Regions from separate parts of the Homo sapiens genome. Here region 1 is linked to region 2. The links are chromatin loops, found by intact Hi-C in ENCODE. Cell type or tissue: ascending aorta. All regions are shown on one strand. Each heading gives the region's core, and the rest is flanking DNA. Links, peaks and the distances in the headings are about the cores only.

Region 1 (12,462 bases), core at 1,778-9,777, 110 kb before region 2:
TCTCGACTCCTATTTCCATAGCAATTCCTCTCAAACTTTCATGTGCCTATGAATCACCTGTGCATCTTATTAAAATACAGTTTCTGCTTCAGTAGGTTTGAAGTAGAGCCAAGATTCTTTATTACTTTTAGGTTGGTGCAAAAAGTAATTGGTTTTGCCATTAATGGCACAATTACTTTTTGCACCAATGTGATAACAGTCTCCCAGATAATATCAATGACGCTAGTCTCTTGTCATGGGGTGGCCAACCTACCCAGTTTGCCTGGGAACTATGAGGGTTTTTCCTAGGATATGGAGTTTTTAGCTAAACCTGGAATGGTTCTAGGCAAAATGGGATGTGTAGTCATCCTATAGGACCACATTTTGAATACAATAACCCTAGGTTATACCTGAAATTCAACAAAATAATTTCTGATCATGCTCAGATAATAATTGTTTATAATTGAGGACAAGAGGTATATAATTGTTTATAATTGAGGACAAGAGGTACACTCACAGGTTTACCCTAATCACAAAGTCAGCCTTTTGGCAGAGAAATGTGAAGTGTGTAGTGCAAGAAGTTAACTTTAGCAATAATAAAACCCAAACCTAAATCAACTCCTCTCTAGAATGACTGAACCATCATATTATTGGCCCAAAAGTAGAAGTGTAGCCATTTCCCAGTAAAAATATTCTCTCTGTCTCTATCATGAGGTCCACAATTCAGTAAAAAATTTTGAAATACACAAAAAAATTTTGAAAGACAAAAATTAATGAATCCAGACTCAGAGATATTGACACTATCAGATGAGAACTTTAATGTAGCTATGATTAACATGTTAAAGAATCTAGTGGAAAACCTTAACAACATGAATGAACAGATGGGGAATTTTAGTTGAGGGAATGAAACTTAAGAAAAGTCAAATGGAAAAGTTGAAATAAAAGACATTATATCATAGATGAAGAAATTCTTTATAGAGCTCATCAGTAGACTTAAGATAGCTAAGGGAAAAAAAATCACTAAACTCTAACTGGGTCAATATTTAGCCATAAAAAGGAATAAACTATTGATATACTCAACAACTCAGATGGACCTGAAAGGACTGATTTTGAGTAAAAATGAATAAATAGAAATTGTCCAAGCCAAAACATTGGGAAAAAGAGTGAATTCAAACAACAACAACAACAACAACAAAACCCAGAGCACTTAATGTTAATATTCTAAGGTAAGTGTAATTGGTGTGCCAGAAAGAGACAAAAGAGAAAACTGGACAAATAGATATTTTGTGATAATGGCTGAGAATTTTTCAGAAATAATGAATGACATCAAACCATATATCCAAGAAGCTTAAATCTATTTACACAATAAATAACACAGACACACACGCACACATACACACACACGTAAATACATCATAATTTAACAACTGAAAACTAAAGACAAAGAAAAAATTTGAAGGCAGTCAGAAAAGAAATGCAGCACATATAGAACAACAAAGATATGATTTACAAAGGACATCTCGAGCATATGCAAACTACAAGACAATAAAGTAACATTTAAACTACAAGAAGCTTAAAAACTCCAAATATAATATTCAGCAAAACTATCCTTCAAAAATAAGGCAAAATAAGTAATTTTTCAGACATACCAAAGATGAGAGGATTTATTGCCAGGAGTCTTGTGCTTCAAGACATGTTATAGAAAGTTCTTTAGTCAGAAGAATTACGATACAAGACAGAAATGTATATCTATACAAAGGAATAAAATGTGCCTGAAACGGCAAAAATAAAGGTAAATATGATATCAAAGACATTCTCTGTATGTTTCAGAATTGAAACTGTATTTGAATGCCTAAAGCAAAATAGTAATAATGTATTATAGCATATATATATAGTACAATGTATGACACAAAGGATGTGAGAAAGGAATTGGAATTATTCTACTGCAAAATAATTGCACCATATGAGAAGTGGCATATTATTTGAAATTAGACTGGTAAATTAAAGATGTACATTGTAAACCCTCTAGTAACCACTAAAACAATGAAAAGGAGAAATAGCTAATAATTCAACAGTGTATTTTAAATGGAAGCACAAATATAACCCAAAAGATAAAAGAGGCTGGGCACAGTGATTCACACCTGTAATCCCCTCACTTTGGGAGGCCAAGACAGCTGGATCACTTGAGCACAGGAGTTCAAAACCAGCCTGGGCAACATGGTGAAAAAAAAAATTAGCCAGCATGATGGTGCGCACCTGGCCAGAACTGTGAGAAATAAATTTCTATTACTTTTAAATTACTCAGTCTAAGGTATTTTGTTATAGCAGCAGGAATGAGTTGAGACAAGTTACTTACAACATGGTAGCTAGCTTCTCTCAGAGAAACTGAGGGAGAGGAGAGAATAAACAGACAAGAGCAAGGCAGAAGCCAGTCATTTAATCTCAGAATGTAAATCCCATAACTTTTACAGTATTCTCTTTCTTAGAAGCAAGTCACTAGGTTCATCCTACACTTAGGGAGGGTTACCGAAGGGCATGAATACCAGGAGATGAGGATCATTGAAACCAACTGAGAAACTAGTACAAAAGGGGAGAGAACTTTTAAGAAAATAGTTAGAAATAAGTTTAAAATAAAGTCCCTGAGAGGAATAACCATGGAACTTCCTTCTTGTTCAAGATTCACTTTAACTGTTACCTCATCTGTAAAACTGTCTTGACCTCCCATGCTTCTCACCATAAGAGAAAAGTAAGTCATTAGTTCTGTTTCCTACAGTGCTTAGTGCCAATTCTATCCTGGTACCTATTACAGTGGATCATAATTTGTTGACATGCCTGTCTCTCCCCCAAGTATGTGAGAGGTTATGAGGGCAAGCACCACCACTCACTTGGCTTGCTCTTGCTCCATGAGTATTTACTGAATTAATGAAGCTGTAAATTCCAGATCACTGGGTAGTCCTTGGAGGACAGACTGAGTGAGAATACTGAGTATCTAAAGGTTAAGTGGGAAATATTAGGGCTAGAGAATATGAAAGAGCACAGCATAGAAGTGGCTGAATATTCAATCCTGTGCTAGAAGTCTTTCATTTGCTCTCCAGGTCCAGGCTCCACATTTCTTCCTCCCTCTTCTGTGCTCTAGGAGCCTAAACCCAAGCAACTATAGCATAGGCTCCCTAGCCCTCTGGCTTCTAGTTATACTCTGCCAATGGGGGACACCAGCCAGAAACCAGAGGCAGGAACATAGTGTAGCAAGGTATTCATTTCGCTGGATGGTTACCTGCCAGTTTTCCACACAGCTCGCTTCAGGCCTCTTCCTCCGTACAGCTTCCCTCTTTCTGGCTCCTGGTAACTCTACTCTGCCCTGGTCTCTTTAGCTCAGTGGCAGTCCCAGCACCCCCACTGTCACTGGCCCTTAGGGAAGACACTAGACTTTGCTATGCTCCCTAAACCTCGCCCACATCTTTCAAAATAGTGCTTTTATTCATTTCTACTCAAAGTGTCCACTTTGAGTAGAGCCACCTGTTTCCTGACTGAACCCTGACTGAGAGTTCCTATAGAGAGCCAGCCTATTCTGGAATAATAATAGCAAAAATAATGGAGAGAAAAACTGATGTTGCTGCATTCTATGTATTTCAAAGTAGTAAACAAAATAAAAATTGTCCCTGGCCTCACAGAGCTTGTGGTCTAATAGTCATCTCTTCAATCATATCCAGAGGTTTGTATTTGTTTTTTTTTTTTCAGATTCGGGGTTTTAATTGTATTTTTAACCGACAACTAGTCATTGTATATATTTATGGGGTACAATGTGATGTTTTGATATATGTGACATTATGAAATGAGCAAATCAGGCTAATTAGCATATTCATCACCTCAAATATGTACCATTTGTGGGGAGAACATTTAAACTTCCAGGCTCAAGGGGACAAACACCATATGATCTGACTTACATGTGGAATAAAAAAAAAAATCAAACTCACAGAAGCAGAGGGTATGCCAGAGGCTTTGAGGCTGGGGTGAACAAGGAAGGAGAGATATTGGTCAACAGGCACAAAGTTTCAGTTAGATAGGAGGAATAAGTTCTGGTGTTCTACTGCACAGCAGTGACTATAATTAATTACAGCAGTGTATTGTCTATTTCAAAATAGCTAAAAGAACCAGTTTTTAAATGCTGTTAGTAAGATCAAATGTGAAAGATCTGTTTAAACTCCAGACAAATCATCTAAGACTTAGGAGGAGAAAAGGAGAGGGTTAATTGTTACCTACAACTTGTGGGATTATATACTGCAAGGGGTAATAGTCAACTCACTACTCAATAGGGAGAAAAATTTTAAAAAGAGACTAAAACCAACATAGAAAATTGTGTGTAGGTTCATAATAAGTCAGGCAGGTATAGTTGAAGATGCGGATAACAACTAAAAGTTATCGAGCTCTAACTAAGTCCCAGGCACTTAGATATTTGATTATACTTGTTCCTCACAAAACACTCTTAATCCTCACAAAATATTACTTATGTTTTAAATATGGGGAAATTGAGGCACAGAGAAATGGAGACCCCTGCTCAAGCAGTCAGGGGGTAGGGAATCTGAGTATAAGCCTGGGACCCATCCTCTTAAACATGACTCTAAATTAAGTAAGGATAAAGGAAAATATTGTATTACCTAATTGGTAGCATCAGGCACTAACACATTCTAAAGTACTTGGTCATCTAATCCGAAAATAGTTTAGGGTGCTTAAAAGGCTTTTAAGCATCAGTCATACACCAAAGATCTTTATTCACTGGAGCCAAGAGGCAGAAAGTAAGTTCCAGTTTTCATTTATTCATCATTTCACTCTGCCCTTGGACTCAAAAGAGCCCATGCCACCTCCTGATGGAAAAGCCCAAGTTACGTTTGGGAATTATAATTTCTCTTTTTCTGATTCTACTTACTGGCAGGGTAAAATATGTAGAAAAAAAGTGTTCCTCCATTTGCCTTCTTAAATACTTTCTCTTGTTTATAAACCTAACAATCATCTATCAGCAATGCTGTTTCTACCCTGCCAGAACAAGGCCTCAGGAAACCATTTCCTCTGGAGCAATTCCAGAAGGGCTCAGTGAGCACTCAATACCTTTTACACTGATGGACTGTATGGGTTTCTTGCTCTCAGCCCCTGTAGGATTTGCACATTTTGTTTTCATGCCCATCACTCATGGACAGAAGTAAAAATATGCTATTTACCTCTTTCCACTTATGTAGACCTCACATTTTGTTTCACCTTAGTGGCAGTGAGGGGGGAGTTTTGTTCACATTTAGCAAGTCTGGGCTGCCTATTGTGCACAACAGCTATTGCCCAATTGCAGTTTATGGAGAGTCTAGAACCTTTTTTTTTTCTTTTTATGCTACCAAGGGATTAATGACAAAAAAATTGGCAAAGAAATTGCAGTCTGCAAGTTATAACCAATATGAGTTGATGAAATCCAGATGTGAAAATCTCCCTCCACCATCCTATGCCTTCCACAATATAGGTGTATGACCTCGGTGAAGGCAGGGCTTGTAATTGCTTTTATTTGGAGACATGTGGGCTCTGCTTCCCCCCAACCCCCACCTTCTTTTCCCACTTTGAAGGAAAGAGTGACTTGAAATGTATTTTTACACTTACTAAAACGGATGTGGAAATAAAACTTTAATTACTGGAAAAACTATTAAGAAGAAGTATATTTTATTCTTCCAGAGCCATGAGTTTTTCAGAGCAAAGTTGTCTTAGACCACTTCAGTTACCACAACCCCAGGAATCAATGGAAACCTCACAGACTGGGCAGAGTCTCTGCCTTACCCTCACAGTGATCACTGAGATTCAAGGATGGAATGTTCTAACACATGGCTCATCTGTCTTGCAATTTAAACCTAATTAGACTAACTTTTTTCCCCCCAATTGCCCTGCTTGTTTCCATGGCAGTGCAACAATCATTCTAAAACTTGGTGGCTTGAAACAATAATAATCGTTTTCTATCTCTCACAATTTTATGGGTCAGGAATCTAAGAGAAGCCAATATGGGCCTTCTGACTTGGGGTCTCTGATGAGGTTGCAGTCAGACAATGGCGAGGGCCAGGATCATACTGAAGACTTCCTCCCTCACATGTTCTGATGTCTGATCTGAGAGGACTGTAGGCTGACTTATCTGGGACTCCTTGGGCATCTGTAACGCTATGGGGTGTCTTCACATGTTCTCCCCCGTATGGGGGCTTCAGGGTAGCTGAATTTTTACATGTTGACTTAAAGTTCTGAAGATAAATGTCCCAGAAAGGTCACAGCCAGGCTAGGAAGACATAGTGTCACTTCTGGCATCCACTATTAGTTGAGACAGTTATGAAGGTCCATCCAGGCTTGAGGGGAGGCGTGGAGAGAGAGGGTAAAAATCCTGCCTCATGATGGAGGTCTATCGATATTATATTGTAAGAAGAATGTTTGAGATGGTTATCTTTGAAAAAATGCCACAGTATGCCACATCCCTTAAGAAACAATATCCCTGAAAAAAAACAACATGCTACTCATTATGTCAGATTTTTAATATCTAACAGACCTAGTTGTCTGACTACAACTTGTTAAATCAGTTAAAAGTAGAATTTTAGATATTCAGTTTTTTTATTGCAGAGCTACTCTAATTGGAAGCCTATACAGAGGCAAGCTCTCAACAATTAATTAGGAATCCATGAACTTGTGTGGCATGTAAGAAGCATGGTTATAATATGGTTATAATAAAAATGGGAAATAAATTAAGATCTTTGGGCATCTACTATGTGTCAGCCACTGTCATACATTAGTTACCTAAATTATAATCATTAGTCAAACAAACATTTATGAAATGTCTCCAATCTATCAATACTAGTTGTGAGGAAGATCAATACGATAGACCTCATTCAATTCTCAGGAAGTGGAACAACAGAAACTCAGATTCTCAATTTTATGTTATTTCTTCTGATAAGCTTTATTTTTATGGATTTTACACAATAATAGGATGCCAACTTTCAAATTATTGGATGGACTCTAAGTCTACCTGAGTATGGAAAAGGGATTGGTCAGAAAAGACTGGGCATTCAGAGATGGTCTTCATCTTTATCCTTAGGTCTATGGAGTGAAACTTGAAGCAGGAACTAGGCTAAAGGGTGGATAAGTAGAAAGAGGAGACACAAGGAGAATAGCATAACTAAAAGTGAAAAGACCAGTGTGTATACAGCCTTTGTTCCAAGAGCAAAGAATAGAAGCTAAGTAATATTTTGAGTGTGATGTCAACATTTCAGTATTTTATTTTCAATGGCATTCTTTTTTTAGCTTGTTTGGTAGGAGCAAGTACCTAAGTCATTATGAGAAAAGACAGATATAACCCTTCCATTAGAAAATAAAATTTAAAAAAATCATGATGGTTGGGGACTAACAAACCATTGACAAGTACTTAGCTTTTAATTTTCTATATTTTTATATTTCTCAGTGATGGCTGTTGCTCTTCATCTATCACTTGTTCAAAGCACACATTTAAGATATTAATTACACCAATAGGATGAACAGGAGGTAGAGAAATAGTAGAGGTTTGTTGTGTTTTCTTATCTACATGTGAACACTGGGACCTCATTTCTATAAGGACAAGAGAATTCTGTGTAAACCAGTTTGAATGGAATGAATATTCATAATAACAATATCAATTACTATTTATTTATTCATTGCATAAGATGCACTTAATTTTATACTATAACCCTATAAAGTAGACGTTATCATTTCCTTTCACAGATAAGGAAACTAAAGTACAGAGAAGTTAAACAGGCTACCCAAAGTACCAGCTAAGAAATGGCAAAGGCATTATTTTGAGCCCGTGCCACTTGACTCATTCCAGGATGGTGCTTCAGTATGGAGGTGTTAATGCTTTGAGTCATTGTCCCAATGGGAAGATGGTTTTCACTAATGCAGCCAACTACTATGATGGTTAACACCAATCCTCAATCCAGTGGTTCTGGCATCACCATTTACTAGCTGTTCAGACTTGAGCAAGTTAGTTAACCTCTGTGTAGCAAAGTTTATTAAGATTAAATAATTCATATGAAACAATTGTAAAAATGGCTACCCTAAAGGAAGTGATCAATAAAGGTGCTATTACTACACTAACATTGCTTTATTATCACTATATATTTACAAGACAACTGGCTAGTATTAGAGGTACAGTCTGGTCTAAAAGCAAAACAGAACCTTCCTTAAAAAAATGGTTTGGAATCAATAACAAGTTTATCTAGTTGATGGGCTACATGGTTGAAGAACCTCTATAACTAGTCATCAGTATTAACTGTTAAAAGGGTAGATACCATAGGAAATAACTGTCGATAAATGTGTAGTCTCTGCTTGCAGTCCCATCATATGATGGTCCCATCACAGAACCAACTGTGATTCTGCATAATGAATTTCTATTTTTTACCATTTGAAGCAACTTGAAAGAACGATTATTGCCAGAGAATAATTTTTTGGTGCAGAACTTGAAAGAAAAAAATGTGACAAGGAAAGGGAAAATTTCTATAATTTTACCTAAAGTACAGAGAATTACAGTTATTACTAGGAGAGAAATTATTTAGATACGTTTCTTGCCCTTAAAAAAATAGTGTTGCCCCAATAACATACAGGGAGCCCAGTTGAATTTTAATTTTAGATAAACAATACATACTTATTTAATATACATATGTCCCAAATATCTCATGGGGCTTATTCCTACTATGAAAATATTTTTGTCCTAAATACAAATTTAACTAATGTCCTATGTTTTTATTTGTCAAATCTGACAACTGTGCTTAAAATGATCATGATTAGTCATTATCTAATGAGCTCAGGTATTTTCCCATTTGCTAATTTTACACTTAAGTGTGAGGCAGTATGTAATGTCAAGCTCAGGAAGTATAGAGCCCTAGGCTGTGTATGATGTGAAGTGAACAATCATAATAAGGTGTGCAGACTGAGTTCAACCTCCCACTCTTATCTCTTATCTTCCCTATCATGTACCCTGCATTTCCGTTGAAATGTGAAATGTGTTGATTCTATAATCCTAAACTTCCCTTTGCCCATTATTCACTTTCTTTTCTTTTCCCAGGAGTATCCTTCCCTGTCATCTTCTTTCCATCAAATTCCTAACATTCTTCAAGGGCTATTAGAAATGGATGCTTGCTTACCTATCGCATGTCATAGAGTTGTGTGGCAAAGATCATGGTTTTTACAGTGGAATGACAACAGAAGTGAGGTATTTTCTTTCTGGGCCAGGGTGGTCAAGAATAAGTATGCCTTCTCCACTTTTTGTCCTCTTTTATTATCTACAGACAGACAAGCATGATGATCTTGGAAACTATGTTGAAGATGGGGAACCGACAGGATGAAAGGATTCTGCGTTTCTGTATCACACTTTTGAGGAGAGGTACATGAGGATCAGAAACACTTGTTAAGAATGTTACAGAGCCAAGAAATTAACACGTATTTTTTTCTAGTTTTGTTATTGTTTAGTGTTAGCCTAACTAATATAGGCCATAATTAATTGTTTCTTACTCTGTGAAGCTTTTGTACATTAAATAAATAAGAATATCATTAGGCATTAAATACAAGTTTAAGTGCCATGGATTTTGCATTGGAAGAACTCACTGAGTAGTAGACACGCAATTATAATAAGGAATTACATTTTTGAGGGCTGTGTTTCACATACTGTGATAGTCACTTTACCATATTATTTCATTTGATTCTCATTTTAAAAATGCCTTTAGAAAGATGTGATGATGATGATTATTCCCATTCTACTGATAAACTGAGACACAAAGATGTTAAAAAATTTGCTGAAAGTCAGAAAATGAAGTATAGAAGTCAGGTTTCAATCCTAGGCAATCTGACCATGCTGAATCAATATTGAATTTCACTATGAATAATGTTATTGTATGGAAGAGTAAGATCACAAATAAAGGCTGGCTAGTTTTACTGGAGCAGGGTTATCCAGAAAACTTGCTTGGAAAAGGTAATTCTTGAGCTGATTATGAAAGGATAAACAATTATGGAATTATAAAGGCCTCACATGTCATACTCAGGCATTTGTATCTACCCCCCAAAATGGTGAGGAATCCTCGAAGTGCTAAGGGAAGGAGTAACAGAGTCAGCTTCATGTTCTTTCCAGGATTCTTTCCTGATATTTTTGAGAAAATATCCTTACCTGTCCTATAGTGCAAACACTTGTTTTTTTTAAGGAACTCAAGGAAGTCAATTCTTTCATGAAGACTTTACTGGAAGGCACCTACTTGTTCTGAACTCTTTGTGCTTTTTTGTTGTTGTTGCTTCCTTTTTACTGCTGGATCTCTGAGGAAACATTCCAGCATGTCACCATGTCAGTAGCCAAATCAGACCGATGATGAGAACAGCATGCTATATTAGTAACAGAAAAACAAGGCTGTAAACCCTGTTTCAAAGACTTCATGTTGCTCTTGGCTATCGCTGGGGAAAGGCTTGAGCCAGGCATATGAAGTACAAAAGCACGAAGGCTGCTTCAGATCTGTGATTGGGTAGCACAGAAAGACTTGAAACAAGCATTAAGATAAGTTCCCAGAAGAGTTTCTGACATGTAGTAGGCATTCAATTAATATACTTGGAATGAATGAAGATGAAAAGAGACTCTTTCCTCATCCCTGTACTGGTACCAGTGGCTATAAATTGCTCCGCAGGTTCTCCTTAACCATGTGTTATAGGTTGGGGAGAGGTATCAGGCAGGTGGGCAGAAGCAAAGGAGAACATTTACCAATAATCTGTTACCCTAAGATTAGACTTCCAAATGTCTCATCCACCAAACATGAAATTAAAAATGAAAGTTGAAAGATCTTTGTTAGGCCAAAAGTTAACAATTTTGCCTTGTAGAAGAGATTGCACCATTCATATTTGGCAACAGTGTTAAAGATTATATGACTAGGTTGGACGTTAAATATGGTGCTAATTAAGCCAGAGGTCAGGGTTTATTCACTGTATGGGCCATTTGATTTTTCTGTGCCTAGCACATTGTAGGCATTCAATGAATGCTTATTTATTGAAACAATATAGGAAACAGAACTGTGTGGTATGCAAAGGAGACTACCTATTTAATATGCTTGACAGGCAGTTTCTCTACAGCAAACTAGGAGCAAGAGGAATGAATGAGGCAGTGTATTGTAGGTGACATTGATTCAAGCAAGTAAGGAATGTCCAAATATTGGTCTTGCACCTTAGCTGTGGTATGACATTAGGCAAGATGCTTGGTCTTTCTAAGCCTTTTTTTCTTCTATAAAATGTAAACATTTTCACCTGTATCATAATGTCATTTGAGGATTAAATTAGCTAAGACAAGTAGATATTTGATAAATGTTAGTGAGAAGGGAACATTAAGTTTGAGGCCACTAAGCCCCAAGGACAGAGCTGATCATCTCCAAGGGCTCACTAATTAGACCAAATGGGTTGTTCATGGCCATCATCCAATTTGACTGGTTAGTTCTATTACTCGCCATTACTAAATATTTTGCCTCTCATTTCTGCCTTAGGAAATCATTATATCACACAGGGCAATAAATCAATACCTTTTAACTATGACCTCAGGTCATGAAGGAGAGCAATGAATTACATTCCAAATGTTCTAAGAAGAAAGTAGGTAATGCCTTTAAAGGAAGATGTTGGTCTTCTCTGAATGAATATTTTCCCCTACAGATCAAATAGTTAATCATGATTTATGTGGGCAATTCACTTGCTAGAACGTTGAAATCCCTGATGAGGCTACATCAACGAATGTTCTGGTGGTGGCTATGCCTCATTTACTCTTAAAGGAATATGCTCCAGGAAAGGCATAGGTTCAGATAAAAAGCAGTCTTGGGTTTGTTGAAATGAAGTAAGCATTGAAGCATCAAGGCAAGAGCTCCTGAGAGCAGGGCTGGGGTGTGGCCTGAGAGCAATGCCAGCAGGGTCTTATGTAACAGAGGGCCTGTTTAACTCCAGCAGGAAACGCTACGTCCAGACGACACCCTGCTTCCAGACGACTGCCAGGTAGCAGGCTGACTGCCTCTTTTCTTCTCTCTTCCCCATGAAAGGGAGACCCAGAGCAGAATTTTCCCTCACAGCCTGAATTTATTAGATTTTTTTTCTCCCAACTATGCTGTGGAGGTTGAATTGCCCTCATTCATAAGCTGACTCCAGACCAAAAGAAAGAGACAGCAGGATCCAGCTATTGCACCTAATAAAATGTGTCCACTGGAAATCATGAGAGAAAATTGGATGAACGATTCTAAATAATAAGGGTCCTCAGGAACCTGCACTGGAATGCCAACACGTTTTACAGGTTTGGGAGTATAAAGATGCTTTGAGCTAAGCATTAAAAATAAAATACCCCCTCACCCTTGATCACCAGTTCATCTCTGGTTTCTGATGATTCTCAAGAGATTTCTTCTCTCCAGAGAAGAAATCATTTTTTTCTCTCTCTCTCTTTTTTTTTTT
Region 2 (12,462 bases), core at 2,862-10,861:
ACAGCACCCAAGTCACCTATTGAATGCTTTGCTGCTTAGAAATTTCTTCTGCCAGATACCCTAAATCATCTCTCTCAAGTTCAAAGTTCCACAAATCTCTAGGGGAGAGTCAAAATGCCACCAGTGTTTTTGCTAAAACATAGCAAGAGTCACCTTTGCTCCAGTTCCCAACAAGTTCCTCATCTCCATCTGAGACCACCTAAGCCTGAATTTAATTGTCCATATCGCTATCAGCATTTTGTTCAAAGCCATTCAACAAGTCTCTAGGAAGTTCCAAACTTTCCCACATTTTCCTGTCTTCTTCTGAGACCTCCAAACTGTTCCAACCTCTGCTTGTTACCCAGTTTCAAAGTCACTTCTACATTTTCTGGTATCTTTTCAGCAATGCCCCACTCTACTGATACCAATTTACTGTATTAGTCTGTTTTCATACTGCTGATAAAGACATAGCTTACACTGAGCAATTTACAAAGAAAAGAGGTTTAATGGAGAACTCACAATTCCATATGGGTGGGGAAACCTCACAATCATGGCAGAAGGCAAGGAGGAGCTAGTTACATCTTATGTGGATGGCAGCAGGCAAAGAGAGAGCTTGTGTAAGGAAACTCCTATTTTTTAAAAACCATCAGATCTCATGAAACTTATTCACTATCACAAGAACATCACGGAAAAGACCCACCCAATAATTCAATTACCTCCCACCAGGTCCCTCTCACAACACATGGAAATTACAAGATGAGATTTGGGTGGGGACATAGCTAAACCACATCAGTGTGTCTAACCTGTTAATCCCCTGGCCTGAGGTTCTTGTTTGATCTCTGCATAACTCAAACTGCTCATTTAAGAATTAGTCTTTTTCTGAGGTGGACATCTGAGGTTTTCATCAAATTCTCAAAGAAGCCCAGGACCCCAAAAAGGTTAAGAATCATTGGTATAACCAATCAATGCCAGTCAAATGAGAAAAAAAAGGGATTATTTTAACTTTTCATTCTCTTTTTCTATCCAAAGGTCTGGCTCAGATGAATTCATAGAGACACACCCTTTGGTCTCCATTTTTGGTGTGTGACACCATTTTCCATTTCCATTTTTACATTTTCGGCTTCACTCTCATGCTCCAAGTTCCAGATAATTTGGTCATGGTCTGGCTACTCTCCAAAGAGAAATACATTTTTTAAAATGCGCTGCTTGTTCATGTTTGATTATAAAGAATTATTCTCAAAAGGATTTCTGAGCTGAAACATTTCTGTTAATTGCACTGACACATCGAAGACCAGTTTTCTAGGGGTAAAGTGTGGATGAGAAATACAAGATGTCACATGAAGTAGACACATGGAAAGTTTTTTTAAAAAAATTATATCCAGATAGTCATTATTCTATGTCATTAACGTAGTCTTGGAAGGGAAGTTAGTGAAGAAAATTTGAGAACGCATTGTTTTACCAACAAGGAAGTCTAAATAGAATAGTTGCAAAATAGCTCATATGCTTTTGTTGACACGGATCATTTTTCTTTATTGCCTAGTTTTGCCTTTTTCCTTGAGAAGATATATAAAACCGAGTATGTTGCTGTGTGTAAAAGTCTTTTAATTAGGCTGCATGGTACAAAGCATGGTTCAGTGAAGGAAACACAGATGTTGGGGTAGAGAAGCACACCCAGTTTTATTGCCTATTTTAGCAACTTCTCTGTTCTGTGCCTGAAAACCCTAAGATTAATGCCAACTGTAAGAACTCAGCCTCCCAAGTGGTTTGGTGAAAGAAGACATCTCCTTCCTGAACTGACCTGAAGAAATCAGGGAGAAATCTCTCCTAGAAAACCAGGCAGGCTCAGACTCATTCCATGAACTTCAGAGCCCACTTTCATTGTCTCTATTAGGAATAAGTAATGGTGATAGAAATCAGCCAGATGAATTCAGATGCTTCATAAGATGGTACCAAAAATCTGCTGGATTTGAGGCCCCAATTCCCGAAGTTTAGATTTTAGGTAATTACTGATGCTTATTTGCTGTGGGAAGTGCTTCTTTTCTCAAATTCATTTTATGGCTGAATATTTCCAAGCAGAAAATAGGCACCAAATGTCCCCATGTGGCAATAAGTCCCTGTGTATTTTATCCAAAAAATAATGTTGAGTCATGTGTAATAAATACTCATCCTTCAATCTGCTAAGCATCCTGCAGTTCGAGAATTTTGTAATTTTAGACATCCACCCAAAAGAGGTGAGTGGGAGCCATGAAGCATATTCAGGAGGGCCCTTACCTTCACGCTCCAATATTTTCTATCCACCAATCTTAGTTCTGCCCTATGAAAGTACACACAATAAGCTTAATCCTGTGGCTACAAGGCAGGCTTTCAGATAAATTTAGACAGCTATCATGCCAGCACTAAACCCTTTCTTCCCTGAGTAAATGCCTCCAGAGCGCTGAACCAGTCCTTGCATAACATGCTTTCCAAGTCACTCACTGCTATAGACTAAATGTCTGTGTCTCCTCCAAATCCCTTTGTTGAAGCCCTAATCTTCAATGTGATAGCATTTAGAGATGGGGCCTTAGGAGATAATTAAGTTTAGGTGGACTCAGGAAGGCGTAGCCCCTGTGATGAGATTAGTGCCCTTAGAAGATGAAGAGATCAGAACTTGCTCTCTGTGTGCATGCACCATGGAAAGGCCATGTGAGAATGGGAGCCCTCACCGAAACTCTAACCATGTTGGCACCCTGATCTCAGACTTTCAGCTTCCTAAACTTTGAGAAATAAGTCTTTTGGTTTAAGCCATCCAGTCTGAAGTATTTGTTATTGTAGCCTAAGCTGACCAAGATACCAACCTTGTCCCTCTTCTCTGAATGTACTCCAGGTTATTCCTATTTCTCCAGAGCTAATATCAGCTAGAACTAAATATAACATGCTATCAATCCAGGGGACTGCCCCACCCCATATCCTTGAGGTTATGATTCTGCTTATGTGGCTTAAGCTTATATTCTGCCATATTTGAATAAACCTTCCTCTCTTTCCTTGGTACTCTCATTTTAAAAGATTATCTTTCCATGAGTATGGATGAGAGTTGACAGCTATCTAGTTACTAAATGTTGAGTATAAAGTATAACCTATAATAACATATATAATATATAATTTATTATATAAATTTATGAGAGCTATGTAACATAAATATTATAACATATATAATATAATGAAGAGAAGTAAGGTGCTTCCCTGCCTGAGAGACTTAGAGGCTAGTCTGAGACACAAAGTAAAAGCATCTAATTATCCTCCAAGTCAGCTATTTCCAAAGTCAGAGGAATAAGGCAGCTCATAGAGGGAAGATTCTATAATATGCTAAGGTAAGCAGGGATCGTTCTAGAGAGAACATGGCACTTGGCAATAGAATTGCTAGCTAGAGAGAAGCCTAACAATTCATTCATTCCACAAATATTTATTTTTACCTTATTACATTCCAGGAACTAAAAGGGAAAATCAATTTAATTAGGACTCAGAGAATGTCCTCATGTAACCTATTTTCTAGAAGCATCAAGGATTCCCCAAGTGCTCATACGCTTTTCTAAACAGGCCTTCTGGAAAGCAGATGAGAGTGCCAAAATCAGTTAACACTTCCTTTGCAGTAGTCCACTGAGAAGAAAAAAGACACATGAGAACTTTGCATCCACATCTGTCCCCAATTATGACTGATTTTCACTCTGCTCAGATGCATTTAATGTGGATACCCTTGTTGGCTTATGTGACTGAGTCATTGGCATTAGACCTGAAAAAAATAAAAGACACTGGTCACTCACAGGATGGTGATTATGCCTGGGCTCATCATGAAAGAACCCACCCATTGCAGGGATCTGTGCATGGTCTCCTCCTCATGGTCACCCTCAGAGACTAGAAACTAAGTCCAAATATAGAAAAAGTCCACCATGGATCTATTAGAATATAACAGAACTGAGAGAGATTTCAGAAAATATCTAGTGCCAAAAAGAGCAGTAGCTTTCTTTTGTTTTAATCTCATGTACATTCTTGGCATTGAAAGTACTCCAAAGAACAGAAGTGGCTTCTTGTAGCATCGTGTTGAGATGAAGTCTGACCCTGCAGATGGATTCAGTGGAATGTTTAGTAATTGATTAGCTATGACTGCCTTTGGCATAGAAGGAATAAGTTGGGAAAATAGTGCCACATATTTGCAATTTCGTTTAATGCCCTCATTATACAAATGGAAAAACTAGGACCAGAGAGACAATACCTTCCCCGAGGTCACACAGCTGGTGCAACATATTACCAACACTGGGATCAATAGGTCCTTCTGCCTTCCTACATATCTTCCTTTTTAATTTCAACCTTTGCTTCAGAAAAATTAATCCTAGACCCTAAGTCAGATGATCTTGAATTTGGTCCTGGCTTTGGTAACTAAAAAGATGAGCAACCTATTAGAATTTCTTACAGTAGTAAGTCCTAGAAGAGACCACAAGGATAGCCCAATCAATGCACTCATTCTGTAGGTGAGAAAATGGGTCCAGAGAGGTTTCCATGAATTAGTAGAAAAGCTAGGATTAGAACATATTTCCAAAGTCTTGTCCCTGATACTCCTTCACAGTGTCCTTTCTTATTTGTAAAATCTATTTATTAAATAAGAGTTCATTGGGTACCTGGTATGTGACATGCATTGGGCCATTGTCAGGGGGGATATAAGGGTAAGCTCGTGGTTTAGTAGGGGAACTGGTTGTTCAAATACTTTTCTTACAGTTTGATGAGTGCCAAAAAAAGGTTTGTGTAAAGGTGTAAAGTGTCACATAAAGAGAGGGAAGGAGCACTGAACTCTTCCTGAGTCATGACAACATTCACAAATAGGGTGAATGTTTTGTTGAGTCTTAAAGTATAAATAGGAGTTTCATAAGAATACAGAGTGGGCCAGGGCATTCCAGATAAATAGTACCACATGAGAAAAGGCACAGAAATATGAAGAGGCATGACATAGCTTAACAACCACGAGTCATCTGGAAACTAAAGAAAGGTACAAAAGATCTTGTGCATGACACTAAATGATTCAGACTTGACCTAGGAAAGCAGTGATGAGTCATTAGCATAGCAGAAAAAAGAGAGGGGCAGGATCAATTCCTTGCTTTGGAAAGATAATGATAATATTGTGAACAGAAGAATCAGAAGCTTAGGAGACCAGCTAGGAAAAAATTGCTGGGGACTATATGAGAGAAAATGGCAGCCTCCGTAAAGCTAGTAATGCTGTAGGAATGTGTAGAGAACTGACTCAAAGACCATTGCAGAGTTATAATCAATGGCCTTGATTTATGTTGGATACAAGAGCTAAGGGAGAGAAAATAACCAATAAATGAAAATAATGCATTATGTTTATCTTATAGGATATTACAAATGAAATAAGGTTGTGGATAAGAAAGTACTTGGGGACAAAAACAACAATACGCAAAGCTCTTTAATATGTAAGGCATTTTTATTATCACAAGATCTTATTATCAAATACTATGTTGGTTTGCTCTTTGGCACAAAGACATGGGTCAAATGCATTTTGAACAAAGAAACATGGCAAAAGGAAAAGTGCAATGTATGGCGTTGGATTTATCCATTTGCTCCTCCAATAGTCATTGGCAACATTATGGATTAGGCTTTGCAAAGTGGGAGAAACAGAGAGATGAACCAACCACACTCTCTGCGGAAGCATCAAAGGTTATTGTTTACATTTGCTTTAAGAAACTTACCTATTTCAGTAAAGAAGCACCCTCTCAGAGTTTCTCCAACCAAATTATATAATAGATCTTTGAAGAGAACTACCTTAGGTGAATGGCAGAAGATGTTTAAATGTGTGAATCTGGTTTAGCTGCTCCACCAATAAGCTGCCAAATTGAGCTTTTTGGTAATTATCAAAACATCTGTAATAGGATTAGTGTGTCAGAAACAGCTGCTGCTTTCTTGGTAGGAGAAGGAGGTGGGGAATTGGGACATGGACTTCACTTTAGCCCAGATGTTTCTCATTTGGAGAAAGGATAAAGGATAGACACTGAGTCAGTGAGAAGGCATCAAGACAAAAGTGAAAAAGGACATGATTTCAAATTGCACTGGCCCTAAGTTGACTCAAGTGCATACCATGGGCATGTGGTGAGCAAAGCTTCCCTGCTCTCCACAGTCCTGGGAGCTAGACTTGTTTGCCAAAAAATGTCCTAGTAAAAATATTTATATGAAAACAACACAAAGGCAGTGTTAAGAGCACTGCTGACCCCTTACAGTTTGACCTCATCTTTCCACCGCAATAAGAACTTGGAAAATCTCCCTCTCTATGTGAATGATGCAAGACTTGGTTACACTAGGTGGTTGAGCACTTCCTTCTGGCTATGAGCCTTCAAAGACGGGGAGGAGCATGTGGGAAGCTCCAGTGAATTACAGGAATACTTCCATGAAAGAGGCTGCTTCTGCTGAGAAAGGTTGTACAAGTTACTACAAAATTCAGACTCTAGCTCTCTACTTGTAGAGTAACCTGGTTGAATCCAACCATGTATTCAAGTAATCAATGGACAAATATTTATTGAGCACATACAATGTATAAGGCAATGTGCCAAATTCAAGGACAGCATGGAACGGGACAGACAAATTTCCTGCCCTTATTTGTCCTCATAGTCCAGGGAAAATATGATTGCTCAAGTAAGAATTTAAATTGCAATTGTCATAAATATTGCAAAAGACAGCTGACCAATGAATTTAGTCATGTCATAGTTTTTATAGCTTTAGGCTGTTCTGCATGTGTGCAAAGTGTTGGTCATTATGTTGCAGAATCCAGTAAAACCAGAATCTACTAAAAATGAGCCTTCAACTTCCATTTTTTAAATTAGAACATTATCTTAGGCCCTCCCGCTTTGGTACTACCTGTGACAATTTTCTGCCTTCCCTTCATCCAATATCTACTCAACTTCTGACTCATTAGTTCCCATTCTGTGTGCTTTTGTTTTTACTGATGAGAATTCTGTTTTTGCATCCATCATGCACAATGAAACACCCTTCTAGGAGAAGATTAGACAAGGATGACTTCACTTAACTAATGGTCAGTCCCAGGACAGAGCTAGACTCAGAGGGTGCCTTTAGGGATAGGGCTGAGCAAAGCCTTTGGCCAATTATGAAGGCAAGCCTTCTCTTTGATGACCCACACTTCCTCAGTAGGCACTATTTCTTCCTGTTCCTTTTTTTCTTTCTTTCTTCGCTTAAAACAACCTTTTTCCTTATCTCTAGCTTTCAAAATCATATTAGTTCTTCAAATACCACCTTAATTGTCACCCTTTCTATGGGATTTTCCTGCTTCCCACATGCCTGATAGGCAGCTCCTTTAAACTCCCTTAGTACTTTGTAGTTCTGTTGGGATATCAGAGCCTGTCTTATTTTATTTTGCTGATATTTTATTTTGCTTCTAACTAAAATGAAACTATCTCATTCATCTCTGTATTCTATGCAGCCAGTGGTACAAAACTTTACATACAGTATGTACTTAATTAGAATACTTTAATATAGATCTTCAAGTTAAAGTAAGCTTATTTTTGAATCTTGACACTGCCTTTTACAAGGAGACAATTCACTTATCTCTGGACCTGCTTATTCATCTCATCAAAAAGTAGAATAACAACAGTGACTTTATAGGGTTGCTAGGAGCAGCAAATGATGTGTCATATGGAAATCCCTAGCCTAGAATATGGTTCATTGGGGAATTCTATAAGTGTTTGTTACCTTTTCTTCTCAATATCATTTATTGAATTAAAAATGAATTGAAACTAAGGAAACTGAATTTGAAAGATATTGAATAACCCACATTTTCCCAAAATTCTACTTCACTTTTTTTTTTGTAATTCCGTTGTTTAGAGCAAGTGTCTGTAGTCAAAACCTATGGGCCAAATCTGGTCAAACACTTGTTTTTGCAAATGAAGTTTACTGAAACTCACTGTGCACATTCATTTACATATTTGCTATGACTTCTTTCACAATACACCTGTAAAGTTCAATAGCTGCAACAGAGATCTTATGGCCATGGCTGGCAATGCCTAAAATACTTAATCCCCTAATCCCTAGCCTTTTGCAAGAAAAGTTTGCCAACCCATGGTTTCTAGTTAAGTTGGGGCTCTTTTTTCAGAAAACTTCTATGAATATTCAAATATAGTATCTCCAATAGGTGATGTGTCAAGTCACTTGCACTTGTTGTCATATTACCTTAGATCAAATTACCAGATGAGATCTGAAAGCAAATAGTAAGAATTAAGGGAGAAACTCTGGCAGTGGCAATAAAAGAAGGGAAGTACTGGGCCAAAGATGTTGACTCACAAAATAGAGAAATAAGCTTTGTTTTGTGAGTAGGGGAGTGAAGAGCTGATAATCAGCCATGAAAGCAATGGTTGGTGAACCCAAAGAAATGAAATCTGAGTAAGAGGAAGAGCAGTGGCAATAGTAATACTAGTTACCCATCTTTACCAGAATTCCCAAGAACACAGAGATTGAGACAAAGGCTATATGCTAACGCCCCCCAAATTATTGAGACTGAAATCCCTGAAAACAGAAGTAAAATAAAGGGAGGAATGAGTCATGGAAAGGCTCAATAGCATGCTCATAGCAAGCACTGCTGAATGCTCAGTCCCACAGGGCATCTTGAGAGAACTGCCTGAAACTACTGCACTCTAGAGCTGTCAGGGAGCAAAAAGAAAGCCCAGCTCTGAGCTCCTGTTACTCAAAGTGTTCACAGGATATTGAGTCCACCTCATCTCAGAATTGCACCTTTCCACCTGGGGAAGCCAGAACCTGAGGCAGCAGCAGTGACATCCACGGCACAAGTCACGGCATGAGGGGTGAGCCCATAGGTGCCCGTGAGCCTCATCTGCAGCCTGCAACTGGCAGTCTTGCTGGCCTGGCTGAGTAAACCAAGGCACCAATGTGGGCACCTCTCAAGGTCTGTTGAGCCTCAGGGGCAACAGGGAAGCACTGGCATGGGAAGTACAAAGTGAGGCAAGCCACCGCCAGGTCATGAAAGCCAGCGACACAAGGCAGCAAGAAACTTCCTCACAGTGGGGCTGTTTGGCCAAGTAATAGAGTACCAAAAAGACACAGCCCCCACCATGGAGAGCTGCCATGTGGATTAATCGAAATCCAAACATCCCTTCTGTGGCCTGCAGGAAAACATTTGACATTGGGCAATCTTCATTGAGAGTCATCAGCCACATAGACAAACACTCACAGAATCTGCAGAGGCTCTTAAACTAAGGCCAGCACATTACAGCGACTGCTATTGAGCACCTTATTGAGCACCTGCTATAGCTAGGCTATCTTCAGACGTCTATATATTTTTAATCCTCAGGATACCACCATGAGGGCGAAACACTAGTCTGCACTTTACATATGAGTAAACCCAGGCCCAGAGTAGTTAAGTAACTTGTTCAGATACTTTCACTTATTTGGGGCATGTGGAAAAGAGACCAAATCCCTCCTAGGTGGCCCCAGGGAACAGAACTGAGGCCAATGAGTAGAAATTACTAGAAACCAGTACTGAGAATAGGAACTTTCTAAGAGTCTGAGCCAGTTTTCCAACAATCAGGAGAGAAAGTAAGGTGCCCACGGATGGCACTAATGAGTACATTGTGGATTTCTCTGGGAGAAAAGCAGGATTCTTTGCTCTGGTGAAGATTGAACTAGATGAAGCCAGAAGTTTTCCAGAATCAATACCAACACACTTTTACTGATGTCATTTTAACATCAATGCAGGAGAAGAAAAGATACTTATAAAATAATGGAAATATCCACCAGTATTCAGCTTTTAATATGTACCAAGCACTTGGCAAATAGCCAGATATATATATATATATATATATATAAAATTTAGTCTTCATAACAACTATGAGTTAATTATTATCATTATTGTCAATTCACAAAAGAGAAAACTGAGACCGGCAGAGGTAAATCACAGAACCTTGCCCAAGGTTCCCAGCTAGTAAATGTCAATAATTGACTGCCTGCTAAAGCCAGTGCTCTGCTCTGCTGCCTCAAATATTCTGCATTTGCCTGTTGTTCTGAACTCAAAATTTTGGAGCCTGAGCACCTGTGAAAGAAAAGCCACATGTAAAGACACTAGATGGGTCATTTTGGTAGATAAAGTTGTGTTTTAAACAGCTTTTACTTTTTTTCTGTCCACGTTCTCTGAAAATCCTTTCCTCATGAATCCTTTATTTTTCCATTACATTTAAACACCTCCCAGACTGTTTGCTGCCATTTAAAATGTTTTGAAAAGCATTTTTGCAGGTTTCTTCCAATGAAAAACTAACAAAGTCATCAAAAGACAGACTGTTTTTTTTCCCCGCCTCAGAGTAAAAATCACATTGGGGAACAACAAGGAAATTAAAATAAGAAAAAATAGCACTGGGAGCAAGACATTAGTATGACAAAGGGCTCATGACTGGTAATAATTTTAGGTGATACAGGCATAGTCAAGTCTGCAGAAAATAAAAATAAAAAAGGAGAAAAACTTCAGCATTCTGAAGCCTCTGGCACCAAAAAGCCAGTGACAAGATAGCCCAAAACTGCATCCATGGAAAATCACAGCTGCAGCAAACCGCAGGCTGATGGCTAAAAGCTACCGCTGCATTGTTTCCAATCTCCGCCTGAGACAGCACACATTTATCAGTGGTCTGTAATGCCTCGCAGCAAAAAATCTTTAACTGCTTAAACTATATTTTAATTTTGAAAAGACACATCTTGCTGCAATTTACTTTTTTTATTTTTCCACCCTAACAGAAATGTTTCGCCTTGAGTTATAATCTAACACTTTCCTCTTTTTGGGGTTGAGACTGTAGGCTCTGGAATCAGACTGCTCTGGTTTTTAATGTTGGTTCAAATACCTAATTTAGAGATGTGACCCTTAGATAAGTTACTTCACCATGCTAAATCTCCATTTCCTCATCTGTAAATAGAGATGATAGTAGCTCATTCCTTATACAGCTGTTACTTGGAGTAAATGAAATAATGTATGCTAAGTGCTTGAAACAGATCCCAGCACTTAGTACATTTTTTTAAAAAAATTAGCAGTGACTATCATTTTTCGTCCCCTTCTGTCCATGTGAAAGAAAGAGGTTATTTTTCTAAGGAAGTCAAAATCTGAGGATAGACCACGTATCAAACTGTTGAGGGCCAAACTTGTAAATAAAGTTACATAAGTTTCAGAAAAAGTTAATTTTCCACCCCACCTTCCTGTGCCCATCATCTCTTCCAACTTGTCCTTTTAAGATACTCAAAATTTCCATGTGCCTCAGATTCCAGTCCAAGATACATGCCCTCTGGGTGGGATACTCCCATGAATGTTTTCTCCAGAGACAGCTCAACTTCTACCTCTTGCTCTGCCTTCCACGATAAAGACCCTTCCTTGACCTGCAACTGTAATTCCTCTTTCTGTAAAAGGTTCTCATTCTCAAGATAATACAGGAATTATGAGAAGATTCAATGAGATGATACATGTAAAGTTCTTAGAGTAGTTGCTGGCACATAGTAAGACTAAGTGTCAGCTATTAATGTCTAATATTAATACTCCTCCTTTCCCCTTGACAAAAACAAAACTCCTTTATCTGTGTGGCCTCATGGCCCTTCTACTTACTCTCTGTTATATCAGTAGGTTATCCTGCTCATGCAGTATATGACTTTTTTTGTTTTTGAGACGGAGTCTCGCTCTGTTGCTCAGGCTGGAGTGCAGTGGCATGATCTCGGCTCACTGCAAGCTCTGCCTCCTGGGTTCACGCCATTCTCCTGCCTTAGCCTCCTGGGTAGCTGGGATTACAGGCGCCCGCCACCACACCCAGCTAATTTTTTCTATTTTTTAGTAGAGACGGGGTTTCACTGTCTTAGACAGGATGGTCTGGATCTCCTGACCTCATGATCCACCTGCCTCGGCCTCCCAAAGTGCTGGGATTACAGGTGTGAGCCACCGCGCCCAGCCAGTATATGACATTTTAAACAACTCCAATTCTTGGACCACAAAAGGATGAATGACTAATGGTGAGCACTGGGAATCTGACCATTATGGCCTCCTCCTGAAGTCACATGTGACTCTTGCCCCAATTTATTCGATATCTTGTCTGTATATCCCCCATCATAGCTCTTCTTATACCTAATTGCTGTTGTACGTTCCATGTCTCTCTCTCTCCCACTGGATTATGTGCTTCTTAAGGGAAAAACATTAATCTTATTTATCTATTTTTTTTCCAAAATCTCATAAAGTAGGTATAATATGCTTATTTACATTTTTAGATAGAACAACTCCTTGGGACCAAGTTTAAATCCTGGCACAAAGATAGCTACATCTTGAGTCTATAAGGGAACCAAGTCGTACCCCTTACAAGTGGCAAAATCAGGTACGTTATATATATGTGCACAATTTAAGCAGTTGGATCTACTTTGCTTTAAAACCTGACACTCTACTGGTATACTACTTTGCTTCTAACTGAA

The links. A loop is a pair of places that touch in the nucleus more often than their neighbours do. Peaks named below come from ENCODE experiments on the same cell type or tissue, not always from the same donor. Only the 100,000 strongest peaks of a DNase experiment are listed, where the experiment ranks them.
Region 1: it touches region 2 in a loop (6-fold over the local background); 8 of 110 quality-filtered maps call a loop at or near these places.

The regions. Positions count from the first base shown.
Region 1 is chr11:26,837,281-26,849,742 of GRCh38, forward strand. LOC124902649 (a long non-coding RNA gene) reads left to right here. Exons shown (of 3, transcript XR_007062629.1): 2 at 9,077-9,394. Among named protein-coding and RNA genes, the nearest start is that of SLC5A12, 120 kb to the left of the region's middle. In ascending aorta, for the core only: no CTCF peak of the experiment used is centred there; a DNase peak (open chromatin) is centred at 5,051; H3K27ac peaks cover 7,805 bases.
Region 2 is chr11:26,941,437-26,953,898 of GRCh38, forward strand. No RefSeq gene overlaps it. Among named protein-coding and RNA genes, the nearest start is that of FIBIN, 46 kb to the right of the region's middle. RefSeq lists an enhancer at 8,363-8,863. In ascending aorta, for the core only: no CTCF peak of the experiment used is centred there; DNase peaks (open chromatin) are centred at 6,125 and 8,969; H3K27ac peaks cover 6,664 bases.